2 separate regions of the Mus musculus genome follow, and region 2 is linked to region 1. A link is a contact called in ENCODE Hi-C or POLR2A ChIA-PET data. All regions are on one chromosome and are shown on one strand. The core of a region is the stretch at or near the end of the contact, and the rest is flanking DNA. Distances in the headings are between cores, read along the strand shown.

Region 1 (5,211 bases), core at 1,413-3,912:
TGTGGTCAGGTTGCCAGCAGATTCCCCATAAGCTCAGCTTTGAGACCTGGATAGTGGATGCTTTCATGTGATAACAATGAACTGAATTTTGTCACTCGATAATGGCCTCCCCATGGCTTTAACATCTTTCTTTTATATCTAGGATAGCAGTCACCAAATGAACAAAGGTTCATGCATCTCCATCCGTGCGTTTTTTGAGAGCATAATATTCTAAATATGTGTATATTTGTTCATAAAATAGGCACACATCGGCTTCGTCGCCTCACCACTCGGCCACAGCATTTGTTCACCGTGGTGATGGTGGACATGAAGGTCCATTTCAAACTGTTTTGGCGATTTTTCTACTTAAGTGAAAGTATGGTTGGACTTATTAGATTGTCACTTTAACTCTGAAGGAGGGCTGTCAAAGATTTTATAAAAGTTATTTCTAGTATTTGCTCTTTCTCTTGTTCCCTTGTGAGACTTCTGTAAGGTCATTTGTCTGCTTTGTAGGTTTAGTTTAATTAAACCTAAAGAATGCACTCATGGAGCCCAGCAAACACAGGATGTCACAAGTAGCAGAGACCCGCTCTGCTCTCCTCTGCGGGTGGACGCTTCCTGCTTCCCCCTAAGGACATCTATACTGCTCTAGCCAATGGGCCATTCCTTCTGTATTTAGAATACTGAGTTTAATACCTCATCTTAAACTTAAACATAGATGCCCTCATTTTTTTCTTGTGTGTTGCAAGTGGATTGCTTTGCACTCTCCTTGGAGAACACCCCACTTTCCCTGGGCTCTGTAGATCTTATGAGATTCTTGGCCCCGAGAACAAACCTCACACAGGCAAGGATGTTCCCATATTAAAAAAGACCTCCTCATCTCAGTTGCTCAGCTATTTTATAGAAAATGAAATGACTTTGAAATGAATTGTCTTTATAGCCATCCATAATTTGCAAGCAAAATCCTCACTCTACAAAATGTGAAATGTTCTAAGCAACAGCTGTGAGCATTTCAAACGTGCACTACTTTTTAACGGTTCAACTGTTGCCAAGGGAAATTGAGTTGGCTTCAAAATCTTTCTTGGTTTTAATTTTGCATTTACCAATCAGACGTTGAAGAAACATGCTCTGCTTGGCTAGGATATTAAACATTTCTAAAGACTGAAGTATGGAAATATAAGTTACTTGAAGCCAGGAACCAGACTGGAATTCCATATAATTCTGCAGCATGGGGCAATGAACTTTATTAGGGTAAAAATGGCCACTCAGTCAGTCAGTCAGCAGCCAGTCTTCTGGGGTCTGCTTTCGTATAAGCCATCTTTCCCATTTCAGTTCAGGGCAGTAACATTCTCTTTCATAGTACAGAATTATTTTTCTACCCAACAGGATAGAAATTTGCAACAAACCAGAAACGCAAACGCATGGTTAGCACTTGTGGGTATGATACAGAGAGCTTTATAAATGTATATTCCTTAACTGTACAGAACATGACATGATACTGAGAGGAAAAACTCGGCTACAGGATGAAGCATTTTGAGTTTGAAAAAGAATATACATACATGTGTGTATGTATGTATACATACATATATATATACATATATATATATATACTTGTGTGTATATACATATATGAAATATAATACTAAAACTACATCAAAATGACTGGTTATTTTGGGTTTATGGATTATAATATTATTTCTCCTGTATTTCCCCTCCCAGATTTCCAAATTTTGAGCAGCTGGTAGTTTGATCTTTGTAGTTAGTATTTTTTTCTTCTTTTAACTATTGTACGTAGCCTGCATTCAAATTGATTGATGGTCTAAGAATATTCTTTGGAAACGTACCATTTGGCCTAGGGTTCACCAATGATGCAAAAACATGTATGTATTTTCGTCCTCGTTCTAGATAGAGGTAAGTCTTCTGTTTAAACTCAGACTCAAACTATCAATTAAAATCTGTCGAGTTGGGGGCTGGGTATTTCGGAGTCCTGAAAGGGCGAATGCGGGTATTCTGAATGGGAGACTGCAGAGTTGCCATCTGCATTAACTCCCGGAGCGCGGGCCCCCGCCGAGCCTGGCAGGGGCATCAGAGAGCTGATATTCAGAACTGGCTTTTGGGGGGACCAGGTGAGAGTCCAACCGGTGGCCAGGCCTCCCACGAGTTGAGCGAAGGACAGCCACTGGGGTATTTTTCTGCCGGCTTCCATGGCCGCGTTTACACAGGGCTCAGGGGGCCGTGGGTTCCGTGCGGAGTGGGGCTTGCGGGCTGAACCGTGAGGCACCAGGACGGCCGCCCTGTGGCCTTCGGATACCCGGGTGAAGACGCTCGCGGTCCACAGGGTTCCGCCTGGCGGAAGCTCCAGTCTCGGGCGCGCCCGCCGAGCTCTCCTCAGGCCTAGCAGACGCCGCAGTACCCCCACTTCAGGCGCCCTGGCGGAAACGGCGGCCCGGTCGCCCGAGCTCACGGTAGCATCCGGGTCCCCCGCGCCTCGCCCAATCGAGGGCCCCGTCCCTTCACACCCTCCTGTTTCCCCGCCCCCCCGCGCCGCCAATCCCCGACCAGCTCTCAGCCGAACGTGCTGGCCTGGGAGTGAAGGCGCGCGCCGGCCAATGAAGTCTCGCTTCCCGTTTGAAGTCTCCAGTGGGCGGGCGTCGGAGGCGGGCTCTGCTAGCCAGGAGGTTCGGTTGCGCCTGTGCCATGGACTCAGCCGCCCGGTGATATTGACAATAGGAGAGAGAAAGGGGCATTGACGGGGACCCTGCGCGGGTAGCGAACGGCGGCTCTGGCAGCGGCGGCTCAGGCGGCTCCAACTCTTCCTCCCGACTCCCGCGCTTGCTGCCGCTGCAAATCCAGGCTTCCTCCCTCCTCCCCCTCCCCGCGTCGCCGCCGCCGCCGCCGCCGCCACCACCGCCGCCGGGTCCGGTGCAACGAGCAGAGGCGCCGCCCGCCGGGAATGTGAACGAAGAGCCACCGGCCGCGCCGCAACCGGGTCGGTGCCGATTTGATGGGACGGGCCCGCGGGGGAGGCTCGTGAGGCCGCCGCTGCCACTGCCGGAGCGCTGAGGTTAGGGGCCAGCCGAGAGGCCTAGAAACACTGCCGCTACCGCGGAACCGGAGGGACGTCGCCCCGGACGGCCGTAGTAGCCCGGGGCTCTCCGCCGCTGCCTGGACCTCCCCCCGTGCGTCCCGGGCCGTCGCCCGCCCCCGCCGCGGCCCCTAGCTCGCAGCCCACTCCGCGCAGCCACAGATCATCTTCCGATTCTTTCCCAGGAGCTTCAAGGTAACTTCAGCTTCGGGTCCCGCGGCTTGCCTCCCGGGGAACCCGCGGAGCGGCGGGCTCGGGAAGGCCGGGCCCAGGCAGCTGAGGGGTGCGGCGGGGTGGGGGGAGCGGGAGCAAGCGCCCGGCCCACTTGTCTGATCTACCTGCAGAGGCTTTGGAGGCCAGCACCTCTCTTCTCCTCGGCCTCGCCGGCTCCTTTTCCTCCCTCTTTTGAGGCGTTTTCTTGCCCCCCCCCCGGCGGGGGCGGGGGAGCAGGGAGGAAGATTCCGTGGCCGCGCAGCTTCTCCAGGGCTTGGGGTTTATGTGAACATACCTGCAGACAAACAGGCCACTTCCCTGTTTTCATACCTCCCCCTTGGAAAAGCCCCAGTAGTGTGCTCTTTAGAGAATGCTAACGCTTTGGGTGCAGTGGCCCAGGTGAAACCTGTTTCCCTGGGCTTTGCAGGGACCCCGCTGTTACCATCATTTCTGCAATGCTTTGAGTTGAGATCCTTGACATTTTATTCAGAGCTGCGCGCATAAGAGGCAAATGATGAAAAAGAAAGCTGCCTATAGATCATCGTTAGAGATGAGAGAAGAGAAATAGAGACAGAATGAGGGATGGGGGGAACGAGGCTTACAGAAATCTGTGTTGCTAGGGTTAGAGTGAAATCTAAATAATTCCCAGATGAAATTGTAATATTCGTCCCTAAATTTACAGCATACCAGTGCGATGTGGAACTTCTTGCTGAGGTCTGACATTTTCGATAGTATTTATAATTTATTATTCCGTTTTTTATATGTCACATTATATTTCAAGCCAAATTAGAGTTAAAAGAAAATAACTTTCTAATGAAAGAATCACGAAGTCCTCAAAATCCCAAATTAACCTTAATATTGTCCTCCCCTCTCCAAAGTCTATGCTATTTTAGTTGAATCCAGGTAATGCAGATGACTGTTTAATCATAACACATTGGGAAGGCAGCTATCTTACTCTTTGTGGAAGTTAAAAAAAAGCATTTGTCTTAGGTGTCGGTATGACACTTGAGGAACTGAGCCTGAGCACTGCATCATATGCATTCTGTCGATCTTGTCTGCCATTAATCTTGCATGGAGCCTCAGTAGCACCTGAATGGTACTGGCGTCTGTTTAGTTTGGTGAAGGAGTCTAAGCTCAATGCTTGGGACTTTTAGCATCTGTCCTTCCTTTGAATAATTTCGAAGATTAAATAATTGCAGAATGATATTCAGTCAGTTCTGTTGGTTTCATGTAGCACAATATTTGAACTTAAACTCAACTTCATCTTGGGAGGCTGTGAAGTTATGTTTTCAGTTCAACTTTGCATTGGAGTTTATCTTAGTTTTGTTTATCAAACTTTAATAACTTAAGATGGCTTTATTTAAAAAATTTGAAATAGTTGTAATCGTGCCTTTTGTGCGTTCTCATTCAAGTAATCTAGCCTGTCCTCATGTGCAAGGTGGTGGCTTGTAACAGCAAGCACAGCATGGCACATTGCACCAAAAGTCCTGCTTAGATGGTGCCAGTAGGATTATACTTAGAGTAATCATGGTGCTGTCGGATACTGAGGTGGCTCCGCTCATTTTTTTTTTTTTTTACCTGAGGCAGGATCTCCTCCCACTGTGTGTCCCAGGGTTGGAGTCAAGCTGTTTAGGCTGGCCTTGAACTCATGACCTTTCCTGCTTTTGAGTGCTGTTACCCGCTACTATACCTGGCTTCATTTGTTTAGATTCTTGAAGTGCAAAAGGGTTTTAGCCCATTCATAATATTAAATTTGTCAGGAAAATGTTTCTGTGGACTTTTTCCAGCTTCAGAATCGCTCCAAAATGACTTCAGGAATCCCAAGATGGGAAGAGCTGTGCAATTAAAATGGGCAGACAATATAGAGACTTGAGGTCCAGGAAGACATTTTTTTAATGCTAATAATGGAGTGGTGATACATTAGAGTTCTGATT
Region 2 (5,211 bases), core at 1,369-3,868, 37 kb after region 1:
ATGTAGGGGATTCTATCTCTACATTCTTACTAATCCTTTCTAGCCATCGTGTTGGGATAACTCCCTGAGGATGCTGAGTATCTTCTCATGTGTTTCTTGGTTACCTGTATCACCTGGATATCTATCTTCTTGGAAGAAATAGCTGTTCTGATCTTATGTGTTTGTGGGTTATTGAATTTTTATCAAGGGTCAGGATTCTTTTTATGTTTGGCTACAGGTCCCTAATAAGAATAGATTTTTGTAAATATTCCATTTATCAGGCCGCCCATTTGGGTTTTTTATTTTTTGTTTTTACTTTTTATTTTGCTGATTTTTTTTTTTTTTCTCACTGGTTTTACATTTTTAACTTTTGTAGAATTCTGGCGAAAAATCAGAATATCTAATATCATGGTTAGTGATTTTTATGGATTTTTGACGGTTTCATATATTTTTATAAGGACTTTTAATTATTTTTACACACATTCCCCTCTTTATCCTCCACTGTCTCCTGCTGGAACCAAGTCCCCTCCTACTTTAGTGTCTTCTTTTTGTGTGTAGCTACTGAGTTTAATTTACCGTCTTGCTAGAGCTTGGGTAGCAGGGTGTAGAGCAAAGGCAACTAATTTAACAGTGGCTACACCTGTGAAGACAGGGCACAATTAACAACTGGTAATTGTAAGTACTCCTGTAGGGAGGCGTGAGCCCCTCTTGGGCCTCTCAGCCATCCATGCTGGAATGTTGGTGGGCCCAGTCTGTGTAGGACTTCAGATAGCCACAGCTGTAGTGACTTGATGATGCAATGGCTCTGTAGAGTCTTCCTGTCCCATCTTGCTTGATGTTCCCTGAGCCCTGGAGTGGGCTGATGACTCTGATCTCACTTATTCTGGGCACTCTGGGTAGTTGTGGGTTGTGTTGTAATCCATGCCTGCAGCCTAAGAAACCCCTTTGATGAAGGCCTACTGAACACTAATTTCAAACAGTGATTTTGAACTGGACCCTGATGGTTAGTACAGATCATCAGCTTGGCAGGATCTGGAATCACTTTGGTGGCAAGCCTGGATAGACTAGGTTAGATTAGTTGAGGCAAAAAGAGCCACCTGAAGCATGGTGGCACGATTCTCTGGGCTGGAGTACCCCATTGCAGGGAAAGAAGAAAGCCAGCTGAGCATTCCTCCCTCTCTGCTTTCTGAGTGTGGCTGCAGTGCAGTCACCCCCCCCCAGGCGCCTGCTGCCATGGTGGCCTTCCACAGCGGCCTGTTACATCTAACAGGAAGAGGAATTAAAAATACCTGGGTTTGTCTCTTATCCCATGAGGGTACTGTTGACAGTAGGCAAGTCACTGTCACACTCTGTCACACCAGTTCCCAAAATCTAAGTGTGGCTCTTCTTTACAAATATCCACCCATCTCCTCTCTGTAAAGGATGAGTTTGAAACACTTTGACTTTTAAAACTTGCACAGGAGGCCCTCTCTATCTCCTCCTTTTTCCTTTCCTCTTTTTCTTGCTCTTCCTTCTCTCCCCCCTCCTCTCTTTTTTTGGGACAGGGTCCTGCTATGTGGCCCAGGCTGGCCTTACACTGTGGATCCTCTTTCTGTCTCAGCCTTCTGTGTGCTGGGATTGTAGGTGTGCACCACCATGCCTACCTACAGTGTTTTAGCACGTCCTCCTTGACTTAGCTTTCACATGCTGAATGTCACTCAGGTTTGAGACCTGTAACTTCCTGATTTTGCCTGTGTATCCTGCACTGCAACACCTTCTTTACTTCTTGGCTCTCATAACCCTCTTCAGGTAGTAATTTCCTCCTTGGGTTTGAGTCCAGAGAAGTGTTTATTGTGCTGTACGGCGCCTAATAGCAAGTACATGCTTAGTGACACACGTGTGAGTATAGATGTGTATGTGCCACAACGGGCACATCAAAGATTCATCTGTGGTGAGTCCCAGGGAATGAACAAGTGCTTTTGCCATCTCACTAGCCCAGCAATATATCCCTCCCTCCCTCTCTCCTTCCCTCTCTCCTTCCTTCTCTCTCTCCTTCCTTCTCCCCCCTCCCCCCCTCTTTCTTTCTTTCTTTCTTTCTTTCTTTCTTTCTTTTTATTTTCTCTTTACTTTCCTTCAAAGACAGGGTATCTTTGTGTAGTCCTGGCTGTCCTAGAACCAGTGCTATAGGCCAGATTGACCTTGAACTCAGAGATCCACCTGCATCTCCCTCCTGAGTGCTGGGATCTAAGGAGTGCACCACTATGCTGTTCCTCCCCTTCCCCCCCAGTTTTTTTTTTCTTACAGAGTTTCCTGTTTTAGATTCTAAAGGTATATAGTCTTTTCACGTTATAATATTCCTGTCTTCTAAAGTTTTGAGTCAGTCTCCTTAGCCTTGAACTCACCATTCTCCTTCCTCATCTTCCTGGGTTTTATAATCCTTCCTCCACCTTTAGTGCAAGGCTGAGTTTCTGGCATGTACAGGATAGTGGCTGAGTGTAAAGTGGCAGTGCATGGATTTCTTTGTGGCTATTGTCACGTGAAAGGGGAGGCATTTGATCTAGAGTGTTGTAGAGCTGCAGTGTGTACTCAGCAGTCCTAGGGAGCTGAACAGTTATCAGTGATTGGAGCTGGGCTGGCTCCAGGAACACAGTTCCCTTGGGTGGCTGCTTGAGTGTGGAAAAGGGGTTGGGGAGCTGAGGTAAGAGCAAAGCATTCCATTTACAGTCAGGTTATTGTTATCTAGCGCTGTGCATGCTACAATTTATTCAGTAGTGTGTGTGTGTGTTTGCTAATACTTGTGTGTATGCCATTCCTCATTTTCAGGCAGTTATCATTAATTTCAGTCACCTTTTAGAGCTGTAAACTCTAAAGGCTTCTTGAAAAACTTCCTTGGGAGTTACCCAGTGAGATGATCTTAGTAACACTGTAAGATTTCATGTCTTCCCTCTGAAGTACTTCCTGATTACTTTAGTTCTTAATCTTTCCAGCTTCCTGACATTAGTTACATTTATGTGAAGAATCTGGTATCACTTGTTCATCCTGGTAACCTGTATTGGGGATTTGCTGAATGCAGAAGGTATGAATTACTAGAGTACCTAAGTAACAATGATATGTGAGGATCAACAGTAAATGTACACACACACACACACACACACACACTCACACACTCACTCATATATATCTCCCAAGCACCTTACATGGAGAGTCAATAGTTCTCAAGGGTTACTTGATGAACTTCTTGGATGGAGAATTTTTAAAGTTGGTGCCAAGGGAAAACTTTTGGCAGGAAAAGCTAAGGGGCATTATTTAGGGAAATCAGAACTTTGAAGTAGACTCTTCTGTACAGTATAGGTCTGCTCAGGTAGTATGCTGGGAACAGTCTACCTGTGGTAGGTTCTTCATTTGGGAGGAGCTTGGAGAGTTATTCTTGAAGCCCTTCCAAAAGACCTCATTCCTGAGTAACGACCTGAGGTATTCAGATCTGGGCTCGGAGGACTCGGAAGTGAATTTGGAGCTGCAAGCTTAATCAGAACTTCGAAGCGCTTGTTATGTTTTGGCCTTACTTGGCAAAGCAGCCTTGGGGTGCTGGGGGGGGGGTGCTGCTTGAGTTAGTTGGGATTTCCCCAAATGTCTGCCTCAGATTCTGCTGCTTGGACCTCTTAAATAAGGGCCTTACCTAACTCTCATCATTCCACTAGGAGCCACGTTATTTATGCAGAGATGAAGTTCACTATAGTATACAGTAAGTACACTGAAGTGCTTTTGGGCCAGGGGCTTCTGCAGTATTCACATGGAATTTAAATGTCCTGCTTTTGCCCATTCCTTATGCCACTCCTTTGCCCAGTGACCGTTGTTGGTAAATGACTGTGTGACTAAGTTTCCTGGGAATGAATCTCAGATGCTCTTGGTCTGCACTCTCCTGTGGCTCTCATTTGGGGATCTCACCTGGGGATGTGCAGGCCAGATGGCTTGGCTGGGAGCCACAGACCAGACATGGATTTGGATGTGTCCCAGTGCTTTCTTTTTAATCCTGCATGGACCAGCTGGCCTGTCCCCAGCTAGCTGCCACGCACTCTGATGGCTTCAGTGTCTTTGCCCTGCTCATTTCCCTCAAGAAGGAACTCCCTCTTCTGTCTCTGTAGGGCTCAGTTTAAGAGATAGGTTTCCTGAAAGCTTTCTTTGTCTAGTCTAGCTGATGCCTTCCTGTAAACCCTACTGTGTGTGTGCTAGCATATTGCCAGCTTTTCTGTGTGGTGCTTGTAGGTATTTACTGTGCAGTTCTTGTTTTATGGTCTGTTCGTGCATTGGACTATCTCCATGTATTGCTCTGTTTTACTAGTAAAACCCAACATCGAAGGATTATGCATTGTAGATAGCACGTGTTGACCCTCTGCTATTTTTGTGTGTTTTGAGGCTGAGGTCTCAGAATATTGTTTGGGTTAGTCTTGAACTTGTAAGTTCAAAGTCTACTTTCCTTAGCGTACTGACTGTCTGGGACTTCAGGTACACACAACTGTTCTACCCTTTTATTTTGTTTTGCTTTTAGATAAGGGTCTCTGCGTATCCCTGGCTCTCCTGGACCTCCTTATGTAGTCCCACAGATATTCATCTGCCTTGCCTTCCGAGTGCTGGGATTAAAGGTGCACACAGTGCCCAGCTAGCCTTTGTTTTCCAAGACAATATTTTGAGGCAAGGGCTCCTGGGGCTTATTCTTACTGAATATTAGCAGAATGACCTTGAGCTTCTTACATCCTGTCAACCTTACCAGTGCTGGGATGATAGGTGTGTGCCACCTTACCTGGCTCATTTGTGCTCTTTTTTGTTGTTGATTTTTTTCTGCTTTTTGAAATAGGATTTGACTATGTATCCCAGGTTGGTTTGGAACTTCCTGTATTCCTATATATCTCAGGCTACCTTTTTCTACTTTTTTTTTTTTTTTTTTTTTAAAGAAACTCTCTGTAGTTTTGGTTGTCCTGGAGCTCAGTGTGTAGACCAGACCAGGCTGGCCTTCCAGCCTGTTCTTAAAATTGCTGTTCTTCTCCCTTAGTGCCTGAGAACTGGGATTACAGGTGTTTGCTGCCATACCTAACTTTGTTACAAGGAATGTTGGAAGGGGCTAGAGAGATGCTAAGATTGCTTGCCTTTATCCTGAGGACCTAAGGTTGGTTCTTAGGCGGCTCATAACTGTCTGTAGTAACTCCAGCTTCAGGGGATCTGACACTGCCAGCTTCCTCAGACACCTGCTGCATTCCC

Evidence for each region. Hi-C counts contacts between places; a loop is a spot of excess contacts on that map. ChIA-PET counts read pairs that join two places held with the same protein, here RNA polymerase II (POLR2A).
Region 2: a loop to region 1 is called in a map of T-helper 17 cell, with 2.0 times the contacts of the local background. The contact joins the enhancer-like site here to the promoter of Ppp2r5e in region 1. A Hi-C loop is called at or near these places in 2 of 37 maps with a recorded cell type or tissue (T-helper 17 cell and heart). POLR2A ChIA-PET finds 5 or more read pairs at or near these places in 4 of 5 experiments (Patski and embryonic stem cell).

Annotation. Positions count from the first base shown.
Region 1 is chr12:75,593,683-75,598,893 of GRCm38, reverse strand. Ppp2r5e (protein phosphatase 2, regulatory subunit B', epsilon) reads left to right here and starts at 2,662. Exons shown (of 14, transcript NM_012024.3): 1 at 2,662-3,259.
Region 2 is chr12:75,556,763-75,561,973 of GRCm38, reverse strand. The region is part of intron 2 of Ppp2r5e (protein phosphatase 2, regulatory subunit B', epsilon); the gene reads left to right. Among named protein-coding and RNA genes, the nearest start is that of Ppp2r5e, 37 kb to the left of the region's middle. Within about 2 kb of position 2,618, at least 1 of the 3 ENCODE cell types and tissues checked has a DNase peak (open chromatin) inside an H3K27ac peak, as active enhancers do; it is heart, where a contact is called at or near this core.